Linked DNA regions of Mus musculus: region 2 is linked to region 1. Evidence: chromatin contacts called from ENCODE POLR2A ChIA-PET data. All regions are on one chromosome and are shown on one strand. Each heading gives the region's core, a stretch centred on a gene start or an enhancer-like site at or near the end of the contact. The rest is flanking DNA. Distances are from core to core; before and after follow the strand shown.

The links. ChIA-PET counts read pairs that join two places held with the same protein, here RNA polymerase II (POLR2A).
Region 2: POLR2A ChIA-PET joins it to region 1 with 13 read pairs in embryonic stem cell. The contact joins the promoter of Ubald1 here to the promoter of 4930562C15Rik in region 1. POLR2A ChIA-PET finds 5 or more read pairs at or near these places in 5 of 5 experiments (Patski and embryonic stem cell).

What each region holds. Positions count from the first base shown.
Region 1 is chr16:4,833,313-4,838,903 of GRCm38, forward strand. 4930562C15Rik (RIKEN cDNA 4930562C15 gene) reads left to right here and starts at 2,104. Exons shown (of 16, transcript NM_030192.1): 1 at 2,104-2,696. The coding sequence starts at 2,277.
Region 2 is chr16:4,875,581-4,881,242 of GRCm38, forward strand. Ubald1 (UBA-like domain containing 1) reads right to left here and starts at 4,271. Exons shown (of 3, transcript NM_145359.2): 1 at 4,037-4,271; 2 at 782-841; 3 at 1-289. The coding sequence starts at 4,156.

The sequences.
Region 1 (5,591 bases), core at 854-3,353:
TGGCTGCCTCTATTTCAAGTCCATCCCTGGAGCTATGTAAGGAGGAAGCACACTAACATTCTTTAAATTAAGATATCACGGGGGTTGGAGAGATGGCTCAGAAGTCAAGAGCACTGACTGCTCTTCCAGGGGTTCTGAGTTCAATTTCCAGCAACCACATGGTGACTCACAACCATCTGTAATGGGGCCTGATGCCCTTTTCTGGTGTGTCTGAAGACAGCTACAGTGTACTTACATATAATAAATAAATCTTTTTTTTTTAATATTAAGATATCACCAGACACAGAAATGGTTCAGACACTGAGAATTTGAGAGAGAGAGAGAGAGAGAGAGAGAGAGATGCCTGTGTACCCAGCCTGGCTCTGAATGGTCAAGCTGTGTTTGTATGGCCCCAGGTGTAACCTATTCCACTTCATTACACTCCCATTGTCTGCCTTTGCCCAGTTGGAGAATGCTCCCTTAAATATTGTAACACATGACTTAGGCCACAGAGACATAGTCCTAAGTTAATAAACTCAGTTCTGTCCTACAGGATCACTTGGAACCACCTGCAGTTGAAATTTGGGGGTACTGTCTCAATGCATCAAGACAAAATGTAGCCTGTGGATGTTTGGCCACCCTTCATAATGCAAGATGGCCAAAAATCCGATACTGGTGACATTGGATGAATATGCCTGACAGAGCTCATTAGTCATATGGACTCACAGCCCATGTGAGGACATGCAGATAGATGTACTTGGTTGCACAGAGAACCAGCAGGCATGTGGGAAGCAGCCTTTGTGGTGGCTGGGGCATAATGTACCTTCAGCTTCCCACTGAAAGATGTGGTGGGTTGTTTAAATATTTTCCAAGAGCTGGTATGAAGAGAACCCAAGCAATGAAATAGGCAAGTCTGAGCATAGCTGATCTGACCGATGGAGGAAGTAGCCAAACAGAGGCCTTTTCCCCTTGGGTGAGGCATTTCTGTCAAGAGAAGTCAAGAGCTCTATGTAACTCAAGTATAAAGGCAGCACTTGAAGTTTTACATCGCTCAGCATAGTGGGGACCCTAAAGGCATTCATTAAAGGGTATGGGGTGGTGAGATTGAGAAAGGGCTCAGTGGGTAAAGTGCTCGCCGTGCAAGAATGTGGATCTGAGTTCAGATCCTTGGCATGTGTGTAAAGGGTCTCCAGCTTGCAGACAGTTTGTCACGGGATGTCAGTCTCCATAACCACAAAAGGCAATGCTCATAAACAGCTCATGTGTCTCCATCACTGCATTCTGGTTTTGTTCTCTCTGGAGCACCCTAAGGCACACTTTAGAAGCCCACAGGTTTTTCTTTCCTCTCTTCTCTCTTCTCTTCTCTTCTCTTTTCTCTTCTCTTCTCTTCTCTTCTCTTCTCTTCTCTTCTCTTCTCTTCTCTTCTCTTCTCTTCTCCTCTCTTCTCTTTCCTCTCCTCTCCTCTTCTCTTCCTTCTCTCTTTCTCTCCCTTCCTTCCTTCCTTTCTTCCTTTCTTACTTTCTTTGTTTTGTTTTTCAAAACAGAGTTTTTCTGTGTAGCCTTGGCTCTCCTGGAGCTCACTCTATAAGTGAGGCTGGCCTCAAACTCAGAGATCTGCCTGCCTCTGCCTCCTGAGTACTAGAATTAAAGGTGTGTGCCACCACCCAGGCGAGCAATGATGCCCAACACTCAAGAGGCTTTATCACCTGGGCTACTGGAATGTACGACACTTGGATACTAGAACATACCTTGACTTTCTTACCTGATCTTCAGGGTGAAGTGCCTGGGTGGCTGGTGGTGTCTTTGACCACATCCAGAAATGAGCTTAATTCTTTAGGCTCTTTTCTTAAAACCTTGGACCTTCTGACTCCAAGAAAACTGTATTCTGTCCTGATTCCAGAGACTTCCAGGGAAACTTCCTTTCCCTCACCTCTCTGTGTCACTTAGAGGCATAAGCCTTATGTAATCAGAGGGCTTGAATGAAAGGCTGCCATTCACTCCTTAAGCACTTGTCAAATATTAATTGAACACCTCCTCTAGCCAGCTCACCTATGAACACCCACCCCACCCTGGGTTCTCGGAAGCATGCCCACTCCACCATGTTCTCTGGCATCCTAGCAACCAGAAGCTCTGGTCTGAGCTCTCACAAGGACAGAGGCCATTCCTTGCTGACCACTGTGACTTGCCACCCCAAGCCTCTCAGGACCTGTTGGTGTAGCAGTTCAGATAATTGAAAGCCGCTACTTGTCCCCAAGGACACCCAGAAGCCTTGCCACATCAACTGACCCCCCGGCAGGATGAGCTTCTCAATCACATTCACCGAGCTGGTCAACGTAGCCATCCCACAGTGTGGGGTCGTGAACTTCAAGGCCCTTCATCTCCTGCTCCAGGGCATCCTGGAGCACATCCAAATCACTGAGCTCAAGAAAGTTCTTTCAGGGGAAGAGGACTTCCTTCAATCCTCACCGGCTGTGTTTATACCCAGGGAGGGAGATGCCCAGCCTGTCATCAACCCAATGAAGAGGCTTAGCAACATCTTTGACCAAGTAGTAGACCGAATCGAAAAGATAGAGTCCAAACTGGCTGAGATGCAGGACATACCCACCACCTCACAGCTGGTAGAGGAGAGCTATGGGGACAAGCGGCCTGCTGAGGAGATGTGGAATAATATCAAGATACAGAAGAGGATAGAGGGCAACGAGAAAGCCACAGAAAAGGTAAACCCCCCTTCTGGAGAAGCACTCTAGACCTTGCCTCCTCCTAGACACCATGTCCCCTCTTCTCCCTTGGGATGGGATATATCCACTTATGGAGAGTAGGCAAGACTTTGTTGAACAAAATTGAGGTTCCAAGCTTTCATCCTTAATTGTATACTGAGGAAAGAAGCCAGATACAACAGACAACATAATTAAAAACCCCGTTGTTGCAAAATACCCTGAATAGGCAAATGTTCACATCTTGAAGGCAGACTGGCAGTTTCCAGGAGACAAGGGAGGGGCACAGGGCACGGCAACCAGTTGGATATGGGGTTTCCTTCTGGAATGATGAAGATGTTTGAAACTCCATCAAAGTGAAGGATGTTGAACTTTGTCTATGGTGTCAACACCACTGAATTGTTTATTTGAATTGTTTATTTGAATTTGGACTGGGGAGATGGCTCAATGGGTAAAGTGTCTGCTATATAAACTTGAGTATGAGTTCAGATTCCCTGAACTCATATAACAGACAGACACAGTAGCCTGTCTCTATAATTCAAGTTCTCCTTCTAAATTTATTCCTTCCCTTTCTTTCTCGTGTGTGTGTGTGTGCGTGTGTGCATGTGTGTGTGTGCATGTGTGTGCGTGTGTGAAGAAACCCTTGGAGGAAAGAAGATGGTATCAGATCTCCCTAAAACTGGAATTATAGCTGGTTGTGAGCCACCCAACCTGAGAGCTGGGACCTGAAGCTAAGACCTTTTTAAGAACAATACAAGCTCTTCATTGCTGAGACATCTTTCTAGGCCTAATTCCAATTCAATTATAATGAGGAGAGAGAGGAAATTTCCCAGAAATCAAGGGCCAGCTAGCCTGTCAATCAGCAGAAATGAGGCTCTGCCTCAAAAAAGGTAGCATGAGAGGACTGACATCTAAGGTGTACTCTGGTTCCTGTATGCACAGCACACAGGTACCCACACTTACAAGCATCATACACAAACACACAAAGATCTTTTTTGTTTGTTGTTTTTAGTTTGATTTTTTTGGGGGCAGGGGTTGGGTGTTGTTGTTGTTATTTCAATACAGGGTTTCTCTGTGTAGTCCTTCCTGTCCTAGAACTCACTCTGTAGATCAGACTAACTTGAAACTCACAGAGATCCACCTGCCTCTGTCTTCTGAATTCTGGGACTAAAGGTATGTGCCACCACTGCCTTGCCTCATACATATGTTTAAATGGTGATTTTGGCTGAGGAAGAAATCAGTTGATAGAATGCTTGCCTACATGTGTGAAACCCTGGGTTGGATCCTTAGCCCCAGATAAAAGCATGTGGTGCTTGCTTGTAAGATTAATGTTTGGGAGATAGAAGCTGGGTCAGAAGCTCAGGGCAAATTCCACACCAGCCTAGGTATATGGGACCCCTGGTCAAATAACAACAATAAAAAATATTGTGTCATGTGACTCTTCAGTTTAAAAAAAAAAAATGAGGCTTCATGGTGGTGGTGCACATCTTTAATCCCAGCACTTGGGAGGCAGAGGCAGATGGGTCTCTTTGAGTTCAAGGCCAGCCTAGTATACAGAGTGAGTTTCAGCACAACCATGGCTACACAAAAATCAATTAATGTGAGGATCTACCATCAGGAAGACACTATAGTGATCATGATAATAGGAGCGTCAACTTGGCAAGAGACACAGATAAAATGAATGAATACAAATCCATGAGAAGTAGCTGTGTAATGGGTAGTTATCCCTATTCTGTAGGTGAGGAGGAGCTATAGTTGATACTCAGAAAAGCTCTACAATTTGCTGGAGGCTCCACAGCCAGTCATACTGAAGCCAGGATGAGTCAGTGCTTGACTCAGATGGGATGTCGTGCTCTAATCCTTCCTACTCTAGGATGTAGTTATAGCCACAAGACCAGTTCAGAAAGAATAAGAAAAGAAAACCAGGGGCTGAAGAGATAAATCAGCAGTTAAGAACATTTGTTGCTCCAGTCTTTGGTGGTGGACACGTTTAATCCCAGCATTCAAGACACAGAAACAGGTGGATCTCTGAGTTTGAAGCCAGCCTGGTCTCCAGAGTGATTTCCAAGACAGCCAGGATATACAGAAAAGCCCTGACTCAAAAAAAAAAAAAAAAAAAGAGGAAAGAAAGATCAAAAATAAAAACAAAAGATAAAACCATTTGCTGTTCTTACAGAGAACCTGGGTTCCCATTTCCCAGATTCACAACCACCCATAACCTCCATTCCAATGCCCTGTTCTAACCTTCTAGGGCACCAGGCATGAACAAACATGCAGGGAAAACCTCTACACATAAAATAAAGTGAATAAATATTTAAACTTTTTTAAATGAAAAGAAAAGAGAAACAAAGCCTTTAAGATGGCTCAGAAGGGGCTGGAGAGGTGGCTCAGTGGTTAGGGGCTGGAGAGATGGCTCAGCGGTTAAGAGCACCGACTGCTCTTCCAGAGGTTCTAAGTTCAATTCCCAGCAACCACATGGTGGCTCAAAACCATCTACAATGGGATCCAAAGCCCTCTTCTGGTGTGACTGAAGAGAGCAATGGTGTACTCATATACATAAAATAAATAAATAAAAATTAAAAAAAAAAGATGGTTCATATGGTAAAGCTGTTTGGCACCAAGCCTCACAACCCAAGGTGAACCCCTGGGACCTACATGGTGGAAGGAGAGAACTGACTCCACAAGTTATCCTCCATGAAGTCTCAGAATCTCATGCACACACAGAGAATAATAATAATAAATGTATTAATATGCAACATCCAGGAGTATTTTCCAACCATTTGGAAAGGTGAAGCAAGAGACACTCAGGTTCAAGGCTAGCCTGAAATATCTATCAAACTCAAGTTTCAAAGGCCAAGGGTCTAGCGCAGTGGTAGTACACTGTCCTAGCAAGCATAT
Region 2 (5,662 bases), core at 3,021-5,520, 44 kb after region 1:
GGGGAGGCCAGTCTGAAGTCGGGGAAGGGGGTGCCGGAGTCCACAGGGGCGGCTGCGGCTGGTGTTGCTGTGGGCCTCCTGGGGGTGAGGCTGCAGTTGGCCAGCTGGGTGTTGCAAAGCTGCCAGTGGCATGGGGGAAGTGCGGTGGGGGTGATGTGGCCGACGTGGCCATTGGGCTGCTGCTGCCGCCACCCCCGTGGAAGCTTTCAGAGGCCTTGAGACGGGAGAACATGGTGAGGGCATCAGGGAAGTTGGGGGGCGTGGCAGGGGTGTTGGCGGGAGTGCACATCTGTGGGGGAGAAAGCACAGATGGAAGGTTGAGCACCCTTCTGGTGGGGCCTTTGCTGCCTCTACAAAGGAGACGTGCCCAGAAGTTACTGGGAGTCACTTGGGCTGCATCTGGCCCCAGTTGGCCCACCACCCAGGGAAGAGTTCACACGAGAAGACATCTAGACAAAGGGTTAGCCTGGCTTCAGGGAGACCACACCACCTGGCACAGCGCCTGCTGTCCCGGCACTGAGGCTTTTCAGCCAGTGGTCAGGATGGCAGTCCTGGCAGACTGCCTGAGGGGGCGGAGCTCCAAGAGCCAGTGTTCGAGACAGTGTTCTCCAGGTTCTGCAGGGCCCAAGTTGCCCACACATTCCTACCTCACTTGAAGAACGCCTTCATTCCAGTGACCATCCTCCTCCACCTTCCTAGGTGTAGCCAGTAAGTTCAGCCTCCCCCTACTTGGACAGGGAGCCACCAGTACTGCCACTTTGGGTTTCCAGGGGACACTTACCATCTGGTGGTGGTGGCTGTAGGGGATGTTGGTCTCCTGGAAAAAGGTGCTGAGGGCTGTCTGCAGAGAGAAAGGCTGTGCTTACCCTCCAAGACCTGTCCAACCATCCCCGAGGGACAGGGTGAACTGAGGTCCAGCAGTGTGTCTGTGACCATCACACAAGGAGGTCTCATGGGACTCCCAGCAGTGAAGACGCTTACAATATCGCTTCCCACCAGTCAGGTAGCTGGGGTCTCATGAACCCTTGCCCCACACCCTAACATTGTCACTGTGGCTTTTCTGGACTCTACTGTGGCCTGGGTCTGTCACCTCAACTGGAGGGGTGTGTGTTGGGAGGAATCCCCACCCTTCTCTGAGTCTCTGTATCATATGTACTGGGGGACTCTCAAAGAGTGAGTCTCAGTGTAGAGGGTGGAGACTTCTTAGCATAACTTCCATCTCTGGAGGGATGTCCCTAACACGAACAGCTAGAGGGTGACCCAGAAACTGAAGACTGCTTCCATGACAGCTTTTGGGACAGCTCCTTAGCCACCTGTTGTTCTGAGCTACAGCCTCTTCAAGCAGAAATAGGGCAAAATAGGGGCATACCATCAAAGCTAGAATTGGTGTCCTCCATTTTACAGACAGGAAAACTGAGGATGAAGTGGCTTAAGACCCTGGGCTAGCACGAGGTGGGAATAGGAACAGAACCCTGAACTGGGACTCTAGGCTAACACTCAGGACTGGCCAAAAAGTGTGGTGAAAGAGGACTTGGTGTAGCTGGGCGTGGTGGCGCACACCTTTAATCCCAGCACTCAGGAGGCAGAGGCAAGTGGATTTCTGAGTTGGAGGCCAGCCTGGTCTACAAAGTGAGTTTCAGGACAGCCAGAGCTGTAGAGAAACCCTGTCTCGAAAAACCAAAAAAAAAAAAAAGAGGACTTGGTGTAAAAGCCTGTGTCACTGGGGAAGGGAGCCCCAGGGTGGCCTCAGGGAACCCAAAGGATAGCGTCTGTACTGACCGTATCCTGCCTTGGCCTGATTCAGGAAAAGAGGAAACTGGATGCTGTTGTGAAAGTGCTGGGTGAGCACGGTTATCAAGTGGGTGAGGGGTCCCCTGGAGCCTGCTAAGCTTCAGCCTAGGCAGTACCACTCCTCACTCCAACCCAGAACAGCAGGAGGCCAGGCCAGCCAGCAGGACTGGGAGCCCCTTGCCTCTGATTTCACACAGAAACCCAGGCTGAGACCAGGCTTGCTCTTTTATTTTTCCAGTATATTCCAATGAATTATTCTGGGAATGCCCTGCTGGTGGTGCCCAACACCAGTGTTCCCAAGCAGTGGAGTGGGGATGAATCTGGGGTCACTCAAGGCCTCCTAGCAGGGGCAGCTGCTCCTCTAGCCCAGGACCCCAACATGACACACCCGTACTGTCCTCCAAAGGGCAGTATAGAGAAGAATCTGGCCAACTACACAGAGGTGTGTGTGTGTGTGTGTCCCCCCCCCCTCCCCGCCTCTGCCCCCATTAGCACCTGAATCTGAGAATGTGACCCAGAAACACTGCCTGGAGTATGCTACCAACCAGGAGGGTGGGGGAGGGCTAACCATGAGGAACCCCTCACACCTAGGCAGATGCCTCAGGTCAAGGGGAGCTCACAGCTTATTCTTCACTTTGTACCCGGTGACAGGGAGACTCTGCAAGCCCAGAGCACAGAGAACTTACCCATGTCAGTCAGCCTGTTTCCAGGCTGCAGGAAGTCCCTGCTCCTCCTGAAGACAGTTTTCCCTAATCTTGGTAGCCATATATCTCAGTCCATCCCCCTCCAGCCTGCGCCACACTGAGAGAGGGGCCGAGTCTTCCACACGGCCCATTTCCCATGAGACACCTGCCTGCCTGCCCAGCCTGGGGCAAGGACCTGCAAGCAGAGCCACTGGGCTCCAGCAACTGCCATGAATGTGGTTTTACAAGTTTTACCACATCCAACCCAAGAGACAACAGGGCAGATTAAGACTGTTGCAGAGCTGAGCAGTAAGGCACTTCCCTGGGGTGGGGCTGCAGGGGGAGGGGACAGAAGGCAGAGCGTTCAGGCCTCAGAGGCTGACAAGCACTGCTACCTCCAGGGGTAAGCAAATCCAGGCTAAAGGAAGAAGCCTTCCCTCTCTTGCATAGGGACATTGGCCTGGAAGTCTAGCAGGGAGTAGATAAACAGATCGAAGGCTTGGTATCCAGAGCTGGAAGGGCTACAGTCTTCCCAGCCTGGGGAGGTTCTGATCCTGCACCAGGAAGTTAAGCCTTGGTCTCCACTTCCTGGCTTTTCCTACTGAAAATGGGATGGTTCCCACTGGGAAGCCAAGCTCTGGGGTCTCCAACTGGGCACAGAATACTAGACTGGCTCTGGTTGTGACTCACACATGTACCCACACAGCTACAAGCCAGAGAGTCTCATCTCGATACCCACAAGTGGTGAATGTGGGGTTTTGAGTTAGAGGAACAGAGGCATCTTAGTAACACAAAAGACTGGGCACATAATCCTACCGGTCAAGAGAAACCTGGGAGTAGATGAGAGCCAGACTGACCTTCCCATCTTCTGTCTAAAATGCCCTAAAATAAGTGAACCGTATACAGTACACCATCCCAAGATACAGGTTCCTTTGTCAGGCCCGAGGATACCCAGGTCTTCATAAGGATCCCGCCCCGGTGACACCTTTGGAGTGGGCTACACACATACAGACTCTCGTAATTTACTCTGAGGATCCAGCACACCACCCATACACTCCATGACGTATATGAACATACACCGCACCATACCCAGCACGATTACCATCAGCAAACCACCACCTATGTACACGCTGCACACACACACCAAACATGACACAAAGGTATCCTGTATCAGACACGCACTCGAGACGGGCTTTGAGTCCGCACACGCGCCCACATGCCCACAACCTTCGATGTGCCCTGCTGACGCCCAAGCGCGGTGCGTGCGTAAATACAAATCCACATGTACGTGTGCGCACTCCCGCAAACCGCCCACCCGGCACACCGACCCTGAGACCGCTCTCTCCAAGCGACTCCGCCTCCGGCACGGCCCTGGGCGTCTTCCAGGCGGCTGTCTCCTCCTCAGCCGTTACCGGGACCGGGGGGGGGGGGGTGTTGGGGGAGGGTATCCAGTCCTGATAGCGGGGTTTCCGGGGCTCTGGCCTGGCGGTCGGTGATGCCCGCAGCCGGCACCCCGGCACGTGTCCACACCGCCCGCGCCCGTCCCCGGTTCCCCTACGCACCTCGAACTGCCAGTGGGCCGCTTGTAGCAGTTGCTTCGCCTGATCGGCCGCACAGCCCGCCGTCAGCACGAACTGGTTGATCATGACCTGGTGTTTGAGCTCGTCCATGTTCACGGACATGGCGCCGCCGTGCAGCCCGCTCCGGCCTCCCTGCGCGCTAGCCTCACGCGTCCACCATTAGCGAGCCGGCCCCGGCTAATACAAATATTTACTGTGCGCTCTGACTCACCGCGCCTCGCTGCCCCGCGGCCGGCGAAGCATGCTGGGATGTGTAGTCCGCGACGCCCCCGCCGAACGGACCGGGAAGGAGCGTGGACGCCCTCTCCCGAGCGATCTCAGTGGGGCGCGCAGCCCGTGCCCCAGGCTGAGAGGCGAAGTTGCGAACCAGGGACCATTGCACAAGCTTGCCTTATCACTGGGCCCTGGAGGTCCTGTGTGCTGCTGTGCTTAGCATCACAATATTAATAGGCGCGCTCTTAGGGGACTCTCTGATAGCTTTGGTCCTACTCCACTGCCCTAGGCTGAAACACTCCTAAAATCCTGAGACTTAGAAAACGCTCGGTATCGCAGAGCATCTGCCTTTCAAGGCGCTGCTAGAAATCACCACCTCCTGGAAGCATTCCAGAGCTCGCAAGGCATCTTTGCCTAACTCTTGGCCAGTCGTGCAGGAAGAGCGTCTTAAAAAAAAAAAAAAAAAAAAAAAAAAAAAAAAAGACAGCCCCTGCTCCGGAGCCTTGGCGTCCCCTTTCTTTCAACTCCCACTTTCCCACGCAAAAGAAAAACTTCCAGCAGCCTGCTGGCAAAAGGACCGCGCGGAGCACGTACAGAAACGGCCACGACTGCCATTCCCACAATGCCCCGGTTTATTTGCATCTTTCTGTCCCAGTGACGTCACCTGAGTGAGGTCGCGACTGTACCAATGGGCCGTCACGGGGTGTTAGGACCTGGCCATATAAGGTAAACAAAGCTGGCCGCCCAATGAGGCGGCGGCGGGGGCGGGCGCATCACGTGGCGTGGGGGCGGGGTCGGGAGCTGGGTGCGTGATTTCGCAGGCGGTGTTTACAGCCCCGCACATGCCACTTCCGGCTGACGTCGCGGTTGGTAGAGTGGCCGGTCGGACGTGGAAGAGTCGCCCAGAAGCTGGGGGGAGGAGAGGGCTGGCGTTGTCTTCTCGGCTGAGAGACGTTGCCCGGGTTCTTTGCTCTCACTGGCCTCACCTTTGACCTGGCCCCCTGTAGAACCAGCCGGGAGGGGAGGCGTTAGGTCCGAAAGCTTCATTATAGCGACACTGCCCCGAGGAAGTAAGCGCAGGCCTCGGAAGCCAACTGCGGGCTCTTGAGACGTTTTGATACACCTGATCCTTTGTTCTCGCTAGGACCGCTGAGGCCGTAAAGGTGTGGGGCCCAGTTGATACCTAGGGAAATGGAGTTCTATCTTGCCCTTCACTCCTAGGGGCTCTCCGATCGGGTGGCTGGAGGAAGATGGGAAGGAGGTGGGACTGAAAGATCCTTAGATAGGAAGAAAAGGAGGAAGAAACGAGGACGGGGAGCTTGGAAGGCTCTGAGTTATAGCTGCGAGTTTAGTTTATGGGTAGCAGCGGGACTAGTGAGTGTCTCCCTTTCTTAG